Regions from separate parts of the Homo sapiens genome. Here region 1 is linked to region 2. A link is a contact called in ENCODE Hi-C or POLR2A ChIA-PET data. All regions are on one chromosome and are shown on one strand. The core of a region is the stretch at or near the end of the contact, and the rest is flanking DNA. Distances in the headings are between cores, read along the strand shown. Region 1 overlaps RFTN1 (raftlin, lipid raft linker 1). Region 2 overlaps OXNAD1 (oxidoreductase NAD binding domain containing 1).

Region 1 (5,577 bases), core at 965-3,464, 120 kb after region 2:
CAATCTAATTCCAAGATGTAGCCTTCATTGTGAAGATCAGTTTTCTGAGATCTGAAGAGAAAGAAAAGCACACACAGAAACAGATTAATATCTTGCATAATTTGGAGACAGTCTCACTCTTGTCACCCAGGCTGGAGTGCAATGACGCGATCTCGGCTCACTGCAACCCCCACCTCCCGGGTTCAAGCAATTGTCCTGCCTCAGCCTCCCGAATAGCTGGGATTACAGGCACCCACTACCACACCCGGCTAATTTTTTTTTTTTTTTTTTGAGACGGAGTCTTGCTCTGTCGCCCAGGCTGGAGTGCAGTGGCGTGATCTCGGCTCACTGCAAGCTCCACCTTCCAGGTTCACGCCATTCTCCTGCCTCAGCCTCCCCAGTAGCTGGGACTACAGGCGCCCGCCACTGCGCCCAGCTAATTTTTTTGTATTTTTAGTAGAGATGGGGTTTCACCATGTTGGACAGGCTGGTCTGGAACTCCTGATCTCAGGTGATCCGCCCGCCTTGGCCTCCCAAAGTGCTGGGATTACAGACATGAGCCACTGTGCCCAGACGCAGAATATTTTTTTTTTTTTTTAAAAAGAATCATTGGGTCTTTAATGAAGCCCCAGATTCTTTCCCGAAAGTAACGTCAAAAAGGCACTGATGAAAAATGGTTTATGGAAACTACTCAAGTAATATATACATATCCACATCATAGTAAGACCTCTAAGATGTAGCATCATGTAAAACACATCATTATAGAATGATGGGTTTGGTACAATACAGCTTACATGTTATACACACACACACACACACACACACACACACACACACACACACACACAAACTCTCACTCCAGTAATGTCTATGTCCCATTGGTTTATATCCGCCAGGGCACAGAAAAAGAACAAGCAAGACATACACCAAACCAATAATAGCAGGTACCCCTGGGGAATGGGGAAGGCTTATGTGGATGGGGATGGGGATGGGTGGTGATGGTATGGGTGTGGGGGTGGTGATCAAAAGTGAATTTAGCCATAATCCCTAATTGTTTTCATTTTTAAATGAAAAGAATATATTCCTATATCACTTAGAAAATTAAAAATTAATTTTTAAAAGACTTTAAAAGGGTTCAACCCCTTTAGAGGGCAATCTGGCAAAATCTATGGAAATTAAAGATGCATTAAAGAAAGACTACTGAGCAACTAAAAGAAATTCTGGGAAAACAGCGTGGGTGTAAACGGCTGTCTGAGGTGAAGGCCTGTAGTCTTGCTGTCAAAGGAGAGGCTTCCTAGCGCACCCTGCCATCTCTGCACACAGGGGCTGCTTTCCAAAGCACCACCACATAGACATCCCTGTGATACAGCACAGTTCAAAACTGCACCCATTCAGGAGAGCCAGCAGCAAGTGGTCACCAGGAGGAAATTCCACCACTTCACAGCCATTCACAGGCAGGGCTCCTGTATGACACTAGAGTGGAAATCACGTGGGTGTCAGAAATTGAAGAGGATTCCTTGGCCCAGCCAGGCATAAGGCAACAAGAGTGGTACTGCAGCTAAAGGCTGGCAGAACGTGCTGTCTCTTCTAGGTGGCTGGTGGTATTGGGGAGTGGGAATTAGAGACCAAGGCTCCCAGCTCCTTGTCCAGGGCTCATGTACACAGCTAATCTGCACTGGTGGAGGAGGGAGCAGAGCCCTCCTGGCCCACTTATGAGGCTGTTCTACCAAAGAGGGGCCCCTGAAGTCCCTGTGAGAGCAGGACTGTCCAGAAAATGCATAAAGCAGGCACTTCCACACTGAACTCCTGAGATACATGCATCTCACCAGTTTCTAACTGTGTATTTGCTGCAACGTTTTAAATAAATTTCTAAGATTCTTATATAGCATTAAAAGCAATTTCTGCTACCATTAACCATCTGTGTATGATTCACCTTAAATTTAAAAGTGAAAAAAATGAAAGAGGATTTGGTTTTCCCCAGGTGTGCAACTGTGATTTGGTAAGCAAACTTCAATAGCTTATTTTTATTTTTCTTTCCAACATACCCTTCCAAGGGTAGGGTACTGTGGCGCATACATTCAAAATGTAAAACAATAAACTGATTTCAATCTGGAACAAACTAATCCCAAAAGAATAAACCAATTCTGAACCCTAACCTTTTTGCCTTAATACTTGGTCAGAGACTAGACTCATGTTCTCATTTCCTCCCCAAACAAAAGACATATTAAGAGGAACTAAGGCAGATGATTCCAGACCTTTGAAAAGAAGACTTGGTCAAGACACACTGTCATACGTACCATGTGAGGTCTCAAACAACAAAAATCAGGATGAGGGAGAGGGGGTTCTAAAATCTAAAATCCAGCTGTTCTGTTACATGGAAACAGGCTATATGAGGTTATTTAGAAATATCCATTGAGATTTCAAATGAATAGACTAAAAAACTATAATCATTTTAAATAAGTCAATGCTGTATCCATTAAGTACAACATTCACAGGATGAACAAAAGGAAGACAAGTTGGTCTGTAAGCAACTCACAGCCCAGATCGATTCTAGGGAATAATCTTTAGCATAGAATCTAATAAGTACCATCTCTGGTTCTGGAACAAGAAGTTCTATAACAAGAAAGGAAGCTCTGGTTCATTTCTTCAAATAATTAACTCAGTTACATCTGAACTGAAAGGGGCACAAAAGATCAAGAAAAATAGGCATTACAAATTTTTTAGATGAACCATGGAAAATTACATCTCAGCCTATGGTTTCTTGGAAAAGCAAATCTAATGCATATTGGGGGAATAGGTGAGCAAGTAATAGGCGTTCTCCTGCCTTTGGGAATTAGCTCCTCAATTTGAAATGAAAGGATTATTACACTGAAGAATGGCTGAAAGGGAGAGGAAGGGGGAAAAATCCCTAAACCCCTTGAGGACAGATGCTGGCTGCCCAGCCTTGAAGTCAGCACTCTGTGATGGTGCAGCTATGGCCTCACAGAGGAAGAGCTGAAGGCAGAAGGCACAGTCACACAGAAACTCTCTCCTTGCCACTAATCCTATGAAAAACAGCATTAAATCCACTAGCAAAGCCCTATAGAGCTGCCAGAGGGAGTTTCTGGGCTTCTCAGCACTGGAGGTGGGGAGTGAGGTGGTGGTGGGGAGACCATGGTTGCTGTGGCAAACACACTCTAAGATGACCCCCACAACAATCCCCACCTCCTGGTGTTCACACTTTTGTGCAATCCAGCCCTTTCAGTGGGGGCAGGGCCTGTGACTTGCACCTACTCAATAAAACATGGTAAAGGTGATGGATGTCACTCCTGTGATGGCATTATGTTATATGACTCCCTCTGAGCTAGAGAATCCCTTACTGGCTTTGAAGAAGAAAGCTTCAGGAAGAAGGAGAGAGCCACATGGCAAGAAATTGTGGGTAGTCCCTGGCCAACAGCTGCAAGAAAACAGAGATCCCAGTCCTACAACTACAAGGAGATGATTCCTGCCAACAAACTGAGGGAGGCTGGAAGTGGGGCTTTCCTCAGTTGAGCCTCTGATGAGACTGCAGCCTGAGCCAACACTGATATTACAGCCTGATAAAATTCTGAAGCAAAGAACCCTGATAAACTACAGAAACCATATGATAATAAATACGTACCATTTTGAACCATGAAATGTGTTATCATTTATTACAGAGCATAGAAAACTAATACCAAAAAAAGAAAACAGAAAACTAACACAGTTCCTGAGGAGGAAGACATGGCAGTTTCATGCTTAGAACAGGCCACCCACTGGTGACCAGGCCTAGGCCCAAACCCACAAAATCCAGCCAGACATCTGAAAGCAGCTCCATCAGGTGAGGAGTGTTCTGTGTCCCTGAGGGCAAGGACTATCCTGGGAGACAGAAGTGGACATGTCCTAGAAGTGACCTCCAGGGCTGTGGCCTGGTTGTCCAAGATACCACAGGACAAAGGAATAAATATTCCGCTATCAATCTAGTTTCTATGGAAGAAGCATTAACCTGAAACTCCCAGCTGAGCAGGCATTGCCACCTTCCTATGGGGTAGTGGAAATACCAGGTATGCTCCCCAAAGGGCCATGTCATTGTATCATCCTGGAAAAGAATATGGGAAACCACCAAACTTCCCCTGGACAGAAGTCCAGATGACTTCCACTTTTGGAAAGGACAGAGAGATCTGGTTTTAAACAGTAAGAAAAAGAAAACACAGAATGCATTTCTGGAGACGTACACAGGGTTAACTAACAGCAAAAGCCCCCCCAACCTACTTTATCTGGAAATTAACACTAAGCACTCTCCAATTAAATAAAGACACTCTGAGGAGAGCATGACTAATAATAAAATATGCTTCCCCATCACTCGCCATCCCCAACTTGGTATGATAATTCCAATAGATTTATTAGTTAGAGGCTACCGGTGTTAGAGCTAACTAGAGGCAGGTAATACACCAGCTGTGAGCCTTTGGGCAATTTACTTAAACTTTCTGTGCTTCAGTTTCTTTCACTAATGAATGGGATATTATACGGAGCTACCTCTTAACATTGCTGTAAGGATTAAATAGGACAAAAAGAAGCAAAGCCCTTAGCACAGAGGTACAACATCCAGGCTCAACAAATCCTACCTGCTACTGATCTGTTATTATCATCTATAATTGTGTTCTTACTTTTCCTTCCTAGCACTTTTCACAGTTCATTACTCATTCATTCATTAAATATGGACCACACTACTACTGTGTCAGGTACTATACTTTAGCATTCATCAATAGATAGAAGTGACAAAACCTCTGCCTTTGTGGAGCTAACAATCTAATAGGAGGAGAAAGACAATAAGCAATAGACATGCATGAGCACCTAACAGAGTATGCCCAATGGTGGGAAGTCTTGAAAAAAAAAAAAAAAGAAAGAAAGAAAAGGGCTGGGCACAGTGGCTCACGCCAGTAATCCTAGCACTTCGGGAGGCTGAGGTGGGAGGATCACCTGAGGTCAGGGGTTCGAGACCAGCCTGGCCAACATGGCAAACCCCCATCTCTACTAAAAATACAAAAATTAGCCAGGCATGGTGGTGCACGCCTATAATTCCAGCTACTTGGGAGGCTGAGACAGAATTGTTTAAACCTGGGAGGCGGAGGTTGCAGTGAGCCAAGATCACACCACTGCACTCCAGCCTGAGCAACAGAGTGAGACTTCATCTCAAAAAAAAAAAAAAGAAAAGAAAAGGAAAAAAGAAACACAGCAGCAGGGTAAGGTGAATGGCAGGGGCAGCAGGGAGACAGTTGTAGTTTTAATGAGGGTGGTCAGGATAGCTGCACTGATGAGGTGAAATTTGGAATAAAGACTTCCAGGAGGTAAGGGACCGGGCTCATCCAGGGCATGAGCTCTCCAGGCAGAGGGAACAACAGCTCATGCAAAGGCCCTAAGCTGAGGGCATGCAAAGAAGCCCTGTGGCCGGGGCTCAGTGCAGAGGGGTGCAGGGAGGAAGACACAGTTGGAGAGCCTCAGGGGAGATGGATAGTATAGACATTCAGGCCACAGTGAAGACAATGGCTTTTACTCAGAATGACAGAGGAAGTCCGTGGAGGGTGTGGAACAGAGAAGTGA
Region 2 (6,048 bases), core at 685-3,184:
AGTGTGCAGCTGCCCTGAGTTTCTAGATTCACATTTGGCTGTGGTGCTCACTGCCTGCCTCTGGCATTGGTTATGCTACTGTGGGTAGCAGTGTATTGTCGCCTAGTGCCCTGGAGACTGCTCAGCTCACATGCTTGCTTTCTACCAGCCAGCTCTGTGATGTGGTCAGTTTCCTTATTTGTCTGGGCTTCAGTTCTCATATCTTCAAAGAGGGAGCAGTAGTATTCCTACGTTTTGGGATATTTAAAGTGTTTAGCATAATGCCTACTGTTAACTTCATTTGTTTGATTTTAGCTTTTGTTATTGCTAATAAGTATTTCATTCAGTTAGATCATATGTGCTGATAAGGCCCAGGGGACAGATTCCAATTCTTATCTCCTTGGTCAGTTTCCCTGCACTGAAGCTGTTGATTGGAAGAGTGGCAGGCCAGGCAGGAGTGGGGGCTTATCACCACCATGTCACCACTGATGCCCCAGTCAGTACTCAATCCACACTTGGCTGGGTATAGCTTGCCTCCTGAGGGGAAGTAAGGCCAAAGCATTTTCACAGAGTGGAGGGAATTCCTGGTCCTAGTGTGTCTGACTTTCTACAAGATAACATAAGTTTAGATGCTAGAAAGCAACTTTGAGCCCTGCTGAGAGAAAGAGGACACCAAGAAGAAACACTGGAGGAGCAAGATTAGAGAAATAAGACTTTATACCTACCCTTGAGCAGGGCTGCCACACTGTAGATAGATAATATCCTTGCAACCTACACAAGCATGTGTGGCAGCCCTGATTCTCACAGGACTGCACATAACATAGCACTGTATTCCTTGGCATCTTTTTCAAACTGTGTCCTCCCCCATTACTCATCTGGTAAGCATTGTGTGTCTTTTAAGACTGTTTAAAGGGCATCTCTTCTGTGAAGTCTTTCTTAATTCCTGTACTCCTGGTAGAATTGACTCCTCCTTCCTCTGCCTTGCCTCGCTACGCTAAGCAGATTTTATCATTGCCCATTTAATTGTATGTATTTGTTAATTTTCCTCCTCTTAGAGTGGGTTCATTGAGGGCAGCAACTAAGACATATGTGCATCTTTGTACCTCCAGCAAGTACCACAGTGCCTGTATATGGTAGGCAGGTGCTCTCTTAGATGTTTGCATTAAGTGAATGAGTGAGGGGCTCTGAGAACTGTAGGCAAGGACTAAAGAGTTCTGGGATCTCATAGTATAGCTGCTGTGTGCTTGGCACTGGGGCTCCCTTTGTGGACAGGACCTGGCTGCCTGGTGTGTCATGGTTGGATGTGGACATCCACTGCTTCACCGCGCACCTAGGCTCCTTCTGCATACACTCACTCATTGGGTATATAGTAAGGGCTTTAACTCATGGCTCCAAGAGTGCTCATCCTGCAAAGGACATTTTTAAAGGTGTGTGTTTAAGGTATAATTCTTTCTTGGACAGATGTTTTATGAAATATGTATTGTGCATATTTTCTTAAATCCATTCAGATGAAGTTTTTATGTAACTTAAATTCTTCTGTATTTTTTAATGAAGGAGTCCTTTTTTTCCAAAGGTAGCTTTCCAGAGTTACTAGAGAAGAGGGTTGGTTCCCTTTCATTCAACTGAGAGAATGGCCTTCATCAGCATTGAGCAGCAGAGGGCACTGTAGTTCAGGAGATGAAGCAGCAAAAGTAGCTTATTAATGTATTTATTTTTTAAACATGGAAATAATGGAGATTTTTGTATACCTCCTCTGTGATAGCATATAGCAACTGTGTTAACAAATGCTAACGATAGTCTTTTAAATTTTTATCTTGTCAGAAATGAAAAGAAAGTTAAAGTACTCATGGAAAAGAGTCAAGTGAAAATAGGTTAAAGTTGGCCAAAGACCTTTTCTGGAGCACTTCCAATCCAGAACTGGTTTTTAAACACTTATAATAAATGACTGGAAATGTAAGGCCATAGACTGCAGGAGAATATTTTTTTAAGGTCATAGATCAGATTAGAGAACATCTTTTGCTTTTCTTTTAGGCCTGTATGTAGGTAAGCAACTGGGGAAGGATGATACTTTTTGCTCTTGTGATGGCTGTGAAACACCTAGATTGGATGTTTATGTTTCCCAGATATGGGGATGAGAATTTTTTGTGGTTCTGTGTTCCAATACATTTTTCTTGGTATGTGACTAGGTTTATTGCATTTCCTAGAATCCTCACCAAAAAAGGGTTTCTGTGGCATAGAATTATTGAAAGCTTGAAACCCAGGAGTTCTAGACTACAGGATGTGGTTAGAAGAAAAGAAGGAAACGTTAAGACTTGTGTAACTCAGAGGCCATATCGGCCTATTAAGTCTGTCAAATACTAGTGGGAGAGTTTTTGTTGCTTTTCTTGACCCTTTTTTCATACTTTTTAAAACTTAAAAAGACTGTTATGTTGAGATATATTCATATAAAATTCAAACATTTAAAGTGTACAATTCAGAGGTTTTAGTATATTAACAGAGTTGTGCAGCTATCAGCACAATCACATTTAGAACATTTTTATCCCAGAAAGAAACTCTGTAATGATTCTTATTCATTCCCTATCCTCCTGCCCGGCTTAGATGACCACTAATCTATTTTGTCTCTATGGATTTGTCTCTTATAGACATTTTATACCAGCAGAATCATACAATACAGTGTGTGGTCTTTTTGTGATTGGCTTCTTTCACTTAACATGATTTCAGGGTTCATCTATGTTGTAGCCTGTATCAGTACTTCATTCCATTGTATGGATATGCCACATTTTGTTTATATCTTCATTAGCTGATGGACATTTACATTGTTTCCACTTTGGGGCTATTGTGAATAATGCTGCCATGAACATTCATGTACAAGTTTTTGAGTGAACATACAGTTTCACCTGTCTTAGGTCTAAACCTAGGCATGGAATTGTTGGGTCATATGCTAACTAACTAACATTTTCAGGCACTATTAAATTGTTTTCTAGAGTGGCTGTGCCATTTTACATTCCCACCAGCAATGTATAAATGTTCCAATTTCTCCAGACCCTAACACTATTGTTTGTCTCTTTGATTATAGCCATCCACGTGGGTGTGAACTGCCAGCTCATTATGATTTTGACTTACATTGCCCTAATGACTATTGATGTTGAACATCTCTTCATGTGCTTATTAGCCATTTATATGTCTTCTTTGAAGAAATATTAATTTAAAGTATTTTGTCAGTTTTTTATTTGGTTGTCTCTTTATTACTGAGTTGTAAGAGTTCTTTATATAATCTGAATACAAGAACCTTAATATTAATAGATATATTATTTAAAAATATTTTTCCCATTATGTAGATTGTCTTCTTAACTTTTTTTTTTTTTTTTTGAAATGGAGTCTCACTCTGTCGCCCAGGCTGGAGCGCAGTGGCACGATCTCGATTCAGTGCTACCTCTGCTCCTGGGTTCGAGTGATTCTCCTACCTCAGCCTCCCAAGTAGCTGGGACTACAGGTGCATCTGCCACCATGCCCAGCTAATTTTTTTATTTTTAGTAGATACGGGGTTTTACCATGTTGGCCAAGCTGGTCTCGAACTCCTGACCTCAGGTGATCCACCCACCTCGGCCTCCCAAAGTGCTGGGATTTGTATAGGCATGAGCCACTGTGCCTGGCCCTGACTTTCTTGATGATAACATTTGTAGCACAGAGTTTTAAATTTTGATGAAATCTGTTTCTCTATTTTTTTTCCAACCCTTTTGGTTTGGGGTCATATCTAAGAAGCCATTGCCATGAAGTCTTACTCCTGTGTTTTATTCTAAGAGTTTATAATTTTAGCTCTTACATTTAAGTTTCTGCTCTGTTTTGACTTAATTTTTGTATATGTTGTGAAATAGGGGTCCAAATTCATTCTTTGTATGTGGTTATTCAGTTCTCCCAGTGCCACTGTTGAGTAGACTGTTCTTTTGCCATTAAATTGCTTTGGCAGCCTTGTCTAAAATCAATTCACCATGAATTTAAGGCTTTATTTCTGGACATTCCGTTCTTTTCCATTGATCTACATGTCTGTCCTTATGTCAGTACAACAGCATTTTCATTACTGTAGCTTTGTAGTAACTTTTGAAATCAGGACCTGTGAGTCCTACAAATGTAAACTTCTTTTTCAAGATTGTTTTGATGATTATGGGTTCCTCAAATTTCCATATGAATTTTATGATCAACTTGTCAATTTCTACAATGAAAACACCTGGGGTTTTAGTAAGTATTGCATTGAATCTGTGGATCAATTTGAGGAGTATTGCCATCTTAGCAATATTTAAGTCTGCCATGCCATGAACATGGAATATGCTTCCATTTACTTAGATCTTTAATTTTTTTCCAATGGTGTTTTGTAGTTTTTACTGTGTAAGTCTTACACTTATTTTGTTAAATTTATTCCCAATTATTTTATTCTTTTTTATGCTATTATAAGTGTAATTGGTTTTCTAAATTTCACATTTGGATTGTTCGTTGCTAGTGTATAGAGATACAGTTGATTTTTGTCTGTTGATCTTGTATCCTGCAAACTTATTTGAATTTATTAGTTCTAATATCTTTTTAGTGAATACATTAGTATTTTCTATATATGACAGCATACCATCTGCAGCTTCCACCTCTGCAATCTGAATGCCTTTTATTTCATTTTCTTGTTTACTTACTTTGGCTAGAACCTCTAGGACAGTGTTGAGTTGGAGTGGTAAAAGTAGACATCCTTATCTTGTTTCTCTTAGGGGGGAAACTTTCAGCCTTTCACCATTAAGTAGGATGTTAGTTGTTCTGATCACGTTTTATTTCATTTTCTTGTTTACTCACTTTGGCTAGAACCTCTAGTACAATGTTGAGTTGGAGTGGTGAAAGTAGACATCCTAATCTTGTTTCTCTTAGGGGGGAAACTTTCAGCATTTCACCATTAAGTAGGATGTTAGCTATGGGTCTTTTGTAGGTGCCCTTTATCAGGTTGAGAAAGTTCCCAATTATTCCTAATTTGTTGAGTATTTTTGTTATGAAAAAGTGTTGGATTTTGTCAAATGTCTTTTCTTGACTATTGAGATGATCATGTGGGTTTTGTCATTTATTCTACTGAGTGGTGTATTACATTTATTTATTTTCAGATGTTAAACCAACCTTGTATTCCTGGAATTTTTGTACCTAAATTCAGAAGGGATACTGGTCTATAGTTTTCTTTCAATGTCTTTGTCTGGCTTTGGTATGAGGGTAATACTGGCCTCATAAAATGAGTCGAGAAGTGTTCTCTTCTGTTTTTGGAATAGATTTTGAAGGATTTGTATTAATTTTTAAATGTCTGATAGAACTTAACAGGATGCCATCTGGACCTGAGCCTTTCTTTTTTTTTTTTTTCTTGACATGAAGTTTCGCTCTTGTTGCCCAGGCTGGAGTGCAGTGGCGCAATCTTGGCTCACTGCAACATCCACCTCCCAGGTTCAGGTGATTCTTCTGCCTCAGCTTCCCAAGTAGCTGGGATTACAGGCATGCGTCCCTACGCCTGGCTAATATTTTGTATTTTTTTTTTAGTAGAGACGGGGTTTCACCCTGTTGGTCAGGTTGGTCTCAAACTCCTGACCTCAGGGGATCCACCTGCTTTGGCCTCCCAAAGTGCTGGGATTACAGGCGTGAGCCACTGCGACTGGCCTGGGCCTGAGCTTTTCTTTGTGGGAAGTTTTAAAATTATTAACTCAATCCTTTAACTTGTTATGGGTCTGCTCAGATTTTCTTTCTTCTTGAGTCAGATTTGGTAGTTTATGTCATTTTAGGAATGTGTGCATTTCATGTAAGTTAGCTAATTTTTTGGCATATAGTTGTTCATGGAATTCCTTTATAATTCTTTTTATTTCTATAAGCTTTGTGATGATATCTCCTCTTTTATTCTTGATTTTAGTAATTTTTTTTCATAGTCTTGCAAAGGTTTGTCAATTCTGTTTAATTTACCAATTTTTAAAATTGCTTCAACAATAATCATTTATTTGGCTTTCTTTTTAGGGTTGATTTCTTTATTCCAGGAGTCTCTGTGGTTGGTGGGTTTTCAATATGCTC

What was found. A loop is a pair of places that touch in the nucleus more often than their neighbours do. ChIA-PET counts read pairs that join two places held with the same protein, here RNA polymerase II (POLR2A). Pooled maps may share reads with other maps.
Region 1: a map of prostate gland shows a loop between it and region 2 (2.2-fold over the local background). The contact joins two enhancer-like sites. A Hi-C loop is called at or near these places in 1 of 168 maps with a recorded cell type or tissue (prostate gland), 3 of 37 single-sample maps with no recorded cell type and 1 of 50 pooled maps. POLR2A ChIA-PET finds 5 or more read pairs at or near these places in 5 of 52 experiments (A673, OCI-LY7, activated CD4-positive, alpha-beta T cell and 1 more).

Annotation. Positions count from the first base shown.
Region 1 is chr3:16,409,433-16,415,009 of GRCh38, forward strand. RFTN1 (raftlin, lipid raft linker 1) reads right to left here. Exons shown (of 10, transcript NM_015150.2): 4 at 1-51. Among named protein-coding and RNA genes, the nearest start is that of RFTN1, 100 kb to the right of the region's middle. RefSeq lists an enhancer at 5,565-5,577. Within about 2 kb of position 2,215, at least 3 of the 41 ENCODE cell types and tissues checked have a DNase peak (open chromatin) inside an H3K27ac peak, as active enhancers do; they include OCI-LY7, where a contact is called at or near this core.
Region 2 is chr3:16,288,862-16,294,909 of GRCh38, forward strand. It overlaps OXNAD1 (oxidoreductase NAD binding domain containing 1), which reads left to right. Exons shown (of 9, transcript NM_138381.5): 6 at 5,995-6,048. Among named protein-coding and RNA genes, the nearest start is that of OXNAD1, 27 kb to the left of the region's middle. Within about 2 kb of position 1,935, at least 7 of the 41 ENCODE cell types and tissues checked have a DNase peak (open chromatin) inside an H3K27ac peak, as active enhancers do; they include OCI-LY7, where a contact is called at or near this core.